Linked DNA regions of Homo sapiens: all the other regions are linked to region 1. Evidence: chromatin contacts called from ENCODE Hi-C or POLR2A ChIA-PET data. All regions are on one chromosome and are shown on one strand. The core of a region is the stretch at or near the end of the contact, and the rest is flanking DNA. Distances in the headings are between cores, read along the strand shown. Region 1 overlaps CLSTN1 (calsyntenin 1). Region 2 holds the start of PIK3CD-AS2 (PIK3CD antisense RNA 2). Region 3 overlaps PIK3CD (phosphatidylinositol-4,5-bisphosphate 3-kinase catalytic subunit delta).

Region 1 (3,484 bases), core at 705-3,204:
AGTTCTGCCTAAATGTTGTCACTGCAAGAGCATAGTGGAGCAGTTATGAGCATGAACTCTGAACTAAACTGTTGAGGTTCAGACCCCAAGTCTGCGGCTCATTAGCTCTGTAATCTTGGACATCTTACTTAATCTCTACATGCCTCAGTTTCTTCATCTGTAAAATGGGGATGATGATAATAATACCCCTCTCACAGAGTGGGTGGGGGGATTGAACCAATTTTGTAAAGTACTTAGAACACTATAGTAAACATGTGTTTGCTGTTTTTTTGCTTGCTTTGTTGAGGGTTTTTGCATCTGTGTTCATGAGAGATATTGGTGTGTAGTTTTCTTGTAACATCTTTGTCTGGTTTTGATAGAATAATGGTGGCCGAGGCCGGGCGTGGTGGCTCACGCCTGTAATCCCAGCACTTTGGGAAGCAGAGGTGGGCGGATCACCTGAGCTCCGGAGTTCGAGATCAGCCTGACCAACATGGAGAAACCGCATCTCTACTAAAAACACAGAAAGTTAGCCGGGCATGGTGGTGCATGCCTGTAATCCCAGCTACTCGGGAGGCTGAGGCAGGAGAATCACTTGAACCCAGAAGGCAGAGGTTGCAGTGAGCCGAGATCGTGCCACTGCGCTCCAGCCTGGGCAACAAGAGCGAAACTCTGTCTCAACAAAAACAAACGAACAATAATGGTGACCTCACAGAATGAGTTAGGAAGTATTCCCTTTGCTTCTGTAGAGAATTGGTGTAATTTCTTCCTTAAATGTTTGGTACAATTCACCAGTGAACCCATCTGGGTCTGGTACTTTTCGTTTTGGAAGGTTATTAATTGTTGATTTAGTTTCTCTAAGAGATACAGGTCTATTTAGATTGTTTGCTTTTTCTTGGGTGAGTTTTGGCAGATTGTATCTTCCAGGGAATTGATAAATTTCATCTAGGTTATCAAATTTTTAGGCATAGAGTTGTTCATAATATTTCTTATTTATTTACTTTTGAGATGGAGTTTCGCTCTTGTTTCCCAGGCTGGAGTGCAATGGCACGATCTCAGCTTACTGCAACCTCCGCCGCCTGGGTCAAGTGATTCTCCTGCCTCAGCCTCCCAAGTAGCTGGGATTACAGGTGCTTGCCACCATGCCCAGCTAATTTTGTATTTTTAGTAGAGTTGGGGTTTCTCCATGTTGGTCAGGGTGGTCTCGAACTCCTGATCTCAGGTGATCCATCTGCCTCGGCCTCCCAAAGTGCTGGGATTACAGGTGTGAGCCACCGCACCCAGCCTCTTATTTATTTATTTATTTATTTTTGAGACTGAGTCTCACTCTGTTGTCTAGGCTGGAGTGCAATGGTGCAATCTCGGCTCACTGCAGCCTCCGCCTCCCAGGTTCCAGCTATTCTCCTACCTCAGCCTCCTGAATAGCTGGGATTACAGGAGCATGCCACCACACTCCTGGCCAATTTTTTTTGTATTTTTTTTTCTTATTTATTTATTTTATTTTATTTTTATTTTTTTTTTGAGATGGAATCTCACTCTGTCGCCCAGGCTGGAGTGCAGTGGCACGATCATGGCTCACTGCAAGGTCCGCTTCCTGGGTTCACGTCATTCTCCTGCCTCAGCCTCCTGAGTAGCTGGGACTACAGGCGCCTGCCACCACACCCAGCTAATTTTTTTTTTTTTTTTTTTTTTTCTAGTGGAGACGGGGTTTCACTGTATTAGCCAGGATGGTCTTGATCTCCTGACCTCGTGATCCTCCTGTCTCGGCCTCCCAAAGTTCTGGGATTACAGGCGTGAACCACCATGCCCAGCCCCTTTATGTATCTTTTTAATCCATGGGGTCTTATAGCGGTGTTCCTGTTTTCATTTCTGATACTAGGAATTTGTGTCTTCTCTCTTTTTTTTTCATAGTTAGCCTGGCTAGAGGCTTATCAGTTTTATTGATCTTTTCAAAAAACCAGCTTTTGGTTTTGTTGGTTTTCTCTATTGAGTTCCTGTTTTCAGTTTTATTGATTTTTGTTTCAGTTTTTATTTCATTTTCTTCTGCTCTCTTTGTATTTAATCTGCTGATCTTTTTCTAGTTTCCTAAGGTTGAAGCTTATATGATTGATTTTAGCTCTTTCTTTTTTTCTAATATATGTATTAAATGCTTAAGTTTTCCACTAAGCACTGCTTTCACTACATCCCACACATTTTGATAAATTATATTTTCTTTTTCATTTAGTTCAAAACATTTTAAAACTCCTCGATATTTCTTTGTTGATCCACGTGTTACATTTATGTGTGGTTTTTTGTTTGTTTGTTTATTTTGAGACGGAGTCTTGCTCTGTCACCCAGGCTAGAGTGCAGTGGCACGATCTTGGCTCACTGCAACCTCCGCCTCCCGGGTTCAAATGATTCTCCTGTCTCAGCCTCCCAAGCAGCTAGGACTACAGGCACCCACCAGCACGCCCAGCTAATTTTTGTATTTTTAGTAGAGACGGGTTTTCACCATGTTGGCCAGGATGGTCTGGATCTCTTGACCTCATGATCTGCCTGCCTCGGCCTCTCAAAGTGATGGGATTACAGGCGTGAGTCACCGCGCCTGGCATTTTTTTTTTGTTTTTTTGGGAGATGGAGTCTTGCTCTGTTGCCCAGGCTGGAGTGCAGTGGCGCGATATCGGCTCACTGCATAGTCTGCCTCCCGGGTTCACACCATTCTCCTGCCTCAGCCTCCCAAGTAGCTGGGACTACAGGCGCCCGCCACCATGCCCAGCTAATTTTTTGTATTTTTAGTAGAGACGGGGTTTCACCGTGTTAGCCAGGATGGTCTCGATCTCCTGACTTCGTGATCCACCCGCCTCTGCCTCCCAAAGTGCTGAGATTATAGGCGTGAGCCACCGCGCCCGGCTCCCTGGAATTTTTAACTCTCAGAGTTCTGCACATTGAACTCCAGCAGTTTGTCGATTACAGCTTAGGTTTTCCTACCCTGGCACCGGTTCCCATGGAGGTTTCTGCTCTGTAAATTGTGATTCCTTGTGTATTTGCCTGTGTCTCCAATTTTTAAAATTTATGTATTTTTTTCTTTTTTGAGACAGGGTCTTGCTCTGTCACCCAGGCTGGAGTTCAGTGGCACGATCAGGGCTCACTGGATCCTCGACCTCCTGGGCTCAAGTGGTCCTCCCATCTCTGCTCCCTGAGTAGCTGGGACCATGGGCGTGCACCACTATGTCTGGCTAATTTATTTTGATTTAGTAAGAGATGAGGTCTCACTTTGTTGCCAGAATGGGCTCAAACTCCTGGGCTCAAGTGATCCTCCTGCCCCGCCCTCCCAAAGTGTGCTGGGATTACAGGTGCGAGCCATCACACGCAGCCTGTCTCCAATTTTGGGGGGCAGCAATTGCCTTGTGATCTCACTTCTCTTAGGGATCTAAGAATAGTTCTTGATTTTTCAGTTTCTTTGGCTTTTTTACTTGTTATTAGGACAGATTAGCAACTTCTAATCTCCTAACATGCTGTACTGGAA
Region 2 (3,484 bases), core at 698-3,197, 110 kb after region 1:
ACTACTGGCAGGCGGGGCGGGGCGCCGGCTGGGGGCGGGGCGTCCTCGGGGCTGGGGCGGGGCCGGGGCCGGCGGCGGCGCGGGCACCGTCGGCAAATTCTCACACCCCCAGCCGGGAGAAGCGCCCGAGCTCACACGGGCGGCGGAGAGAGGAGTGGACGCTGCAAATCCTCCCCGACCCCCGCTGTTCTCGCCCGGAGGCCCAGGACGCTGCCAGGCGGGGCCCTTGGGGTTCGCACCCTGAGCCCCAGAGCAGCCGCGGGACCCCGACGGCGCGCGCACGCTGGCTCTGGCCTAGGTTTCACCTTACAATCAATAAATAGAAAGCGCCACCTGCAAAGCAAGGGAGGGCTGGTCGTCCACCAAACTGCTTTCCGCTCCCCGCTTTGCAAGGCATCCGCAGAAAGGGCGGGGTACTGGACCCAGGTCACAGAGCCGGAGCCAGACTCACTCGAGTAATTGGCCAGCCCGGGCTCTGGGCTCAAATCCAGCCTGCTGGCTGTTCCCTAGCTGATGGGCCTTTCCATCGGGGGTTCCCTTATATGTGAGATTTAGAAAATAAATGAGTGTACCTAGCACTTTCACTAATGCATCTATCCATTACAACGGGCGGTGTGCGTGCAGTAACAACACCGAGACAATCCTTGTCCCGCACTTAAAAAAAACTCTGGGCGCTCCAGTGTTTTTGTTTTTGAGACAGGGTCTTGCTCTGTTGCCCTGGCTGGGGTGCAGTGGTGCGATCATAGCTCACTGTAGCCTCTACCTCTCTGGCTCAATCGATCCTCTCACCCCAGCCTCCCGTGTAGCTGAGACCTCAAGTGCGCACCACCTCACTCAGCTAATTTTTTAAAATTTTTTGTAGAGGCGGGGGTCTAACTATGTTGCCTACGCTGGTCTCGAACTCCTGGGCTCAAGCCATCCTACCGCGTCAGCCTCCCAAAGTGCTCGGCCAGGCGCTCCAGTTTTTATCCAGGCATCTACACTGTAAGATAGATGTTGTTCTCCCTTGGTTGTAAGTGGGGAAGCCGAAGCTAGGCGGGCAGGGACTCTCACCCTCACGTACTCACACAAACACTGTCTGCACAGCCTCTTGGGCAGAGCTAGCGCTGGCACCAGTTTAGTTTGGTGCTGAAACCATACCCCTCTTGCTCTGCAAGAGCCCATCTCCCCTTAGAATATTCTTTCGGGTCCACAGCCCAAGACAAACCTTTGCCACAGGGGAACGCAGAGGAGGAAGCGGGGTGCGAGCACCAGAATCAGCCCTGGCGTGTCCCGCGGGGTGGTAGAAGGTGGTTTGAAGAACACTCCTTGGTGGTCCTAATTGCTGCACGTGAGGTCAAGGCAGGGCCGCCCATCCCAGGCAGATGAGCTCCAGGAGCCTTCCTCGTGCCTGAGAAGACGGCAAGGAGAAAACACTGCCGGCTGGAAGCCCTCGAGAATCTCGAAGAAGCCCAGAATGAAAGGACCAGGCGGCCGGGACTCGGAGCTCCCTAGCCAGGGCGCGCGCAGCCAGGCCTGACGCTTCCCTCCGCCCTCGGCGGCCTCTGCGTCCTCCCAGCACCCGGCAGCCTTGCCAGGGGTCCCGGATGCCCAGAGCACCCCCCAAGGAGGAGAGAGAAGAGAGGGAGTCCAGGATGAGAAGACGGGGGGCCAGGGTGGGAGGGGACACTCCTCTTCCCTGGCCGTCCCTAGAAGTCACACACAGACATTCACTCAAAAAGACACGCATGCAGATGCGCACACACAGACACAGGCGCAATCATGTAAACGGACACACAGAGACCACAGACGCTCGTGCTCATACACGCGCTCTCGCTCTTCACACCCTGCACCAGGTGGGCACTCACCCGCCCGCACCCTGGCTGTGCTTTCACAGATCCCGGGAGAGGGCGGAGCCCGGGCCGGGGGCTGGAGACCGCCCCCGGCCCCGCCCCCACGCCCTCCCATCTCTCCCTCCTTCCTGCCGTCCCCCGCCTGAGGGAGGGGAGCGGTGCAGCAGACATCCGAGGGCAGCTGGGACCCCCTGACTCAGCCGACGGGTGAGTCAGGCTCCCTGCAGGCCACACCGGACCCCCCCAGGGCGGGGATTTCCCCAAGATGAGAAATCAGCCACCGGAAGTCACGCCGGACCTTGGACGGGCAGACAGAGGCTGGGAGGAGTTCTGGGTGCAGAGCCCCCCAACCTGGTAAGTACAATGATCCCAGGGCTAGGACACCAACGAGATTTTCCAAAGGGCAGACGAGCTTCAGCGGTTCCTCCACCCCCATTCCCCACGTGTGGGAGCCCTCCTCCCTAGCGGCCCCGTCCTGCAATCGTCCCCCTGCGCGAAGACTTCCGTTTATCTCCAGCATGGATGGAGGGAAAGTCAAGCTCAAACACAAGGTCCCCATCAGCAATGGAACCCAATGATCCGCTGGGGGTTCAAATTGGGGGTGTCAGGCACGGGTGTCTCTGGAGCCCAGAGAAAAATCCAAGATTCTTTGAAATGGCAAAAGCCCCCAAAAGTGACTTTCTTGTATTGCCACGATGAACTGGAACTGCCCTGACAAACTCTAAAAAGATAGAGACCTTAATAAATTGTGTAGAGAAGAATTAAAAGAGTGAATACAGATGCATGGAAAATCTCTAGAACAGTGCCTGGCACTCATATTAAGTATTGGCTCTCACACATGGATAACAGACACAAGGAGACCAAGTGACTTGCCCCAGGTGGCACAACTAGTTAGTGGCAGAGATGGAGGAAAAACCAGTCTCTGATTCTTTGTTCACAGCTCAGGTACCTTCAGTCCTTTCTGAAATTAAGTGAGAGTATAAATAAAGTCATTTAGTGGATAAATGAATTTTACCACTGTTAAATATCAGAGTAGACCTGGCACAGTGGCTCACGCCTGTAGTCCCAGCACTTTGGGAGGCCAGGGCAGGAGGATCACTTGAGCCCAGGAGTTCAAGACCAGCCTGGGCCACACAGTGAGACCCCCGTCTCTATTTTAAAAAGAAAAGAAAAATCAGAGTAAATTAAGGCGGGCACGGTGGCTCACGCCTGTAATCTCAGCACTTTGCGAGGCCGAGGTGGGAGGATCATTTAAGGCCAGGAGTTTAAGAACAACCTGGGCAAAACAGTGAGACCTCGTCTCTACTAAAAAAAAAAAAAAAAGAAAATTAGCCTGGCATGGTGGCATTTGCCTGTAGTCCTAGCTACTTAGGAGGCCAAGGGAGAAGGATTGCTTGGCCCAGAAGTCTGCGGTGAGCTATGATGGAGCCAAGAAATTAGATTCCTGCTCCTCTACTTGCTACTAAAAGGGCCAATCCTCTTGTTAAATCCCAAAACATAAGGCAGGAAACCAAATGAGCCTCTGCTCCCACTCATTGGAGCCCTTGTTCCCTTCAAGGAGCCCTAGAAGATGGAAGAGTATTTGCTGCATCAGTCACTTCTCCCTCTCCTGACACTTTGTGATGTGTGATTTCATCACACTTTTGCTGTGA
Region 3 (3,484 bases), core at 408-2,907, 95 kb after region 1:
GTAGGTTCACAGACCCAGGTTTTTGTTGTTTTTTTCTGTTGAGATAGGGTCTTACTCTGTTGCCCAGGCTGGAGTACAGTGGCACAATCATAGCTCACTGCACCCTCCAACTCCTGGGCTCAAGCGATCCTCCAGCCTCAGCCTCCTGAGTGGCTGAGACTACAGGCTTGTGCCACCATGCCCTGCTAACTTTTTTTTTTTTTTTTGAGGTACAGGGTCTTGCTATGTTGCCCAGGTTGGTCTCGAACTCCTGGGCTCAAGTGATCCTCCCACCTCGGCCTCTCTAAGTGCTGGCATTACAGGTGTGAGCTCCTAGCCAGACCCAGTTTGTTCTAAACACACTTAAGGCTGGTCGCAGTGGCTCATGCCTGTAATCCCAGCACTTTGGGAGGCCAAAGCAGGTGGATTGCTTGAGTTTGAGACCAGCCTGAGCAACATGGCAAAACTCTGTCTCTACCAAAAAAAAAAAAAAAAAAAAAAAATTCCAATAAATGAATCAACAGCAATTTTAAATTAAATTAAATGTTTTAAAATTCCATTCCTCACACTGTCCACATTTCAAGTGCTCAAGAGACACATGTGGCATAACCTACGATCGGTATAACCACACCATTAACTTTACTAAATATCACCACACTGTCCTCAAGACGGTGGTGCCCGTCAGCAATCTCAGAACTGTGGTATGGAGATCAATCTCCAGATATTGGTCAACACTTGGTATTGTCAAATTTACTCATTTTTGCCAATTTGATGTGAATGAAATTATCTCGTTTTAATTTGCATTTCCCTGATTTTCCATAAAACCTTTATTTTCTACAAATAGCCTACTTACTATAAACTTTGCCCATTTTCCTGTGGGGTTACTTAATCTTTTTTAATGCTTTGTAGGATTTCTTTATATATTCTAGATTCCATTCCTTTGTTGGTTGAATGAGCGGGAAATATTTTCTAATCTGAGTCATCTTTTTGCTTTGCTTATGGTGTCTTTTTGGTGAGTAGAAGGTTTTTTGTTGTTGCTGTTTTGTTTTGTTTTAGGAGACAGGGTCTCACTCTGTCATCCAGGCTGGAGTGCAGTGGCGCAATCACAGCTCACTGCAGCCTCAACCTCCCAGGCTCAGGTGATCCTCCCAACCTCAGGCTCCCAGGTAGCTGGGACTACAGGCGTATGCCACTACACCCTTTTTTTTTTCCTTTTTTTTTTTTTTTTTTGGTATTTTTAATAGAGACTTTAAAAAAATATATGTTTTTAGTAGAGACTGGTCCCAAACTCCTGGGCTCAAGTGATCCACTGGCCTCAGTATCCCAAAGTGCTGGGATTACAAGCATGAGCCATCATGCCCAGCCTGGTGAGTAGAAGTTTTTAATGTTGATGCGGTCAAATTATCAATCTTTGCCTTTATGATTTATGATTTTTATTCTTTAAGCAAAGACTTCTCTACTTAAAGATCACATTCTCTTGGATTTTAAAGACTTGTAAAAACAGTTGAAAAGAAATATTTGGTTGAAGGCAGGTGTTGATTGGGTGGCAGCGCCGGCTGGGCCCAGGCCTCACCGTCAGCTGGACCCCAGCTGCCCTGAGGAGCGAGAGCTGCACATCTCTAGGCACTGCCACTGCTGGTCGCCACTTCCTCCAATTGCAAAACCACATCCTACTTTGGGTTCCTCTTGCTGAGAATGGCCAAGCCAAAGTCTTCCTTTTGTTTCAAAACTTGGGGGACCGGCTGGGCGTGGTGGCTCACGCCTGTAATCCCAGCACTTTGGGAGGCTGAGGCCAGTGGATCACTTTGAGCTCAGGCATTGGTGACCAGCCTGCGAAACATGGTAAAACCCTGTCTCTACACAAAATACAAAAATTAGCCGGTCATGGTGGCTCACGCCTGTAGTCCCGGCTACTTGGGAGGCTGAGGCTGGAGGATTGCTTGAGCCAGGGAAGTGGAGGTTGCAGTTAGCTGAGATTGTGCCACTGCACTCCAGCCTGGGCAATAGAGTGAGACCCTGTCTCAAAAACAAAACAAAACAAAACAAAGCAAAACAAAAAAACAACTTGGGAGAGAGTCAGGAATCCTGGAGAATCCACTTATGACATGAAATGGGCTTTGACCATGGGCTTTGAAAGTCAGGGGTATCTTTGGCCACTCAGTCTGGTGAGGCCCAAGATGAGCACATGAGGCATGAGCTCCCAGGGACTCCAACCCACAGCCTGGGTTCCAGGAAAATACACCCCTCACTCTCCTGCCCCTTAGCACTCTGGAAATGAAGTCTTCAACTACACCTTACCTAAATGGGATGTAGGGAAATACTTTCACAGAAAACCTCATTCCTAATACAGAAAGTATCAGACTGGTCTGCACAGGACATCAAATGCCAGGTCCTGTCACCAGTGAGACAGGACAGGAGAAAGTGGAAGTGCCTTCCGTCTCTCTGGGCTAAGAACCTCTCTCTAGCACAGTGGCCAACCAGCCCTAACTCTTCCCTGAATGAAGCCCAGAACCATAGCTCTCTGATATGTACAGGACAGAGATGCCAGTGAGTACAGGGACTTCAGAAATGCCCCAAGAACGCAAACCAGTACAACTGCTTTGGAAAACTGTTTGACAATATCTACTAAAGTTGAACATGCCTATGCCCTAGGACCCAGCAATTCCGCTCCAAAGTACACACCCCAGAGAAATGCAAATACATGTATATTTATCAAAAGACACGGGCAAGAGTGTCTATGGCATCACTATTCATGATGGCTCCAAAGTGGAAACTTCCCAAATGCACATCAACAGAATGGGGAATGGCAAAATAATGTGTGATACTCTTTCTGAGCAGAATGTTATATAGCAATGAGAATGAGCAGTCTACAAGTCCACACAACAGTATCGATGACTCTCACACACATAAAGCTGGGCAAAAGCAGCTGCCCACAAAAAAAATATGTGTTCATGATTCCAACTGTACAAAGAAACAAACACAGGCAGAATTAATAAATCTATGGTGGCAAAAGAAATAGGGGTTACCCCAGGTTTGGGGGAGTGACTAGAAGGGCGCATGGGAGGCTTCTGGGTGCTAGTAACTTTACGTTTTTGTTGGTTTTTTTTTTAATCTGGGAGCTGGGGACTTTTCAAAAACTCAACACACTCAGTCCAAGTGGTTCGGATAAGCTGACTTCACCCCTAGCTCCCTGGATAGCCTGAGACTCAGACACAGCCAATCAGGGGCCTGAGTTTGCCCAGGCCATGGGGATTGGCTTGGAGGTGGGAATGAGACTTAGGCGCAGCCTATCACTACACGTTATCTCCCTGACTATAGGATTCCAGGATGGCCATATGACTATCAAGTCAGTCCAGTGGGTTTTGACATCTAGGCTTCTCTGGGACTTCTTCTTGGGGTAGCAGAAACGACAGACTGTCTACCTAGAGCTGCTAGCAACTGTTTGCTGTCTTTAGGGGCAGAACTTGAGAAGAGACCAACACAGAGGAAAGTGGGGCTAAAGCAG

The links. Hi-C counts contacts between places; a loop is a spot of excess contacts on that map. ChIA-PET counts read pairs that join two places held with the same protein, here RNA polymerase II (POLR2A). Pooled maps may share reads with other maps.
Region 2: a loop to region 1 is called in a pooled map, with 2.6 times the contacts of the local background. The contact joins the promoter of PIK3CD-AS2 here to the enhancer-like site in region 1. A Hi-C loop is called at or near these places in 2 of 50 pooled maps. POLR2A ChIA-PET finds 5 or more read pairs at or near these places in 5 of 52 experiments (AG04450, GM10248, HEK293 and 2 more).
Region 3: a loop to region 1 is called in a pooled map, with 2.1 times the contacts of the local background. The contact joins two enhancer-like sites. A Hi-C loop is called at or near these places in 6 of 50 pooled maps. POLR2A ChIA-PET finds 5 or more read pairs at or near these places in 12 of 52 experiments (AG04450, CD4-positive, alpha-beta T cell, CD4-positive, alpha-beta memory T cell and 8 more).

The regions. Positions count from the first base shown.
Region 1 is chr1:9,798,746-9,802,229 of GRCh38, reverse strand. The region is part of intron 1 of CLSTN1 (calsyntenin 1); the gene reads left to right. Among named protein-coding and RNA genes, the nearest start is that of CLSTN1, 23 kb to the left of the region's middle. Within about 2 kb of position 1,954, at least 4 of the 41 ENCODE cell types and tissues checked have a DNase peak (open chromatin) inside an H3K27ac peak, as active enhancers do; they include CD4-positive, alpha-beta T cell, where a contact is called at or near this core.
Region 2 is chr1:9,686,037-9,689,520 of GRCh38, reverse strand. It overlaps PIK3CD-AS2 (PIK3CD antisense RNA 2), which reads left to right and starts at 1,947. Exons shown (of 2, transcript NR_126367.1): 1 at 1,947-2,186. The region is part of intron 1 of PIK3CD (phosphatidylinositol-4,5-bisphosphate 3-kinase catalytic subunit delta); the gene reads right to left. RefSeq lists silencers at 1-306, 1,313-1,507, 1,833-1,972 and an enhancer at 2,023-2,192.
Region 3 is chr1:9,703,049-9,706,532 of GRCh38, reverse strand. The region is part of intron 2 of PIK3CD (phosphatidylinositol-4,5-bisphosphate 3-kinase catalytic subunit delta); the gene reads right to left. Among named protein-coding and RNA genes, the nearest start is that of PIK3CD-AS2, 17 kb to the right of the region's middle. Within about 2 kb of position 1,657, at least 6 of the 41 ENCODE cell types and tissues checked have a DNase peak (open chromatin) inside an H3K27ac peak, as active enhancers do; they include CD4-positive, alpha-beta T cell, where a contact is called at or near this core.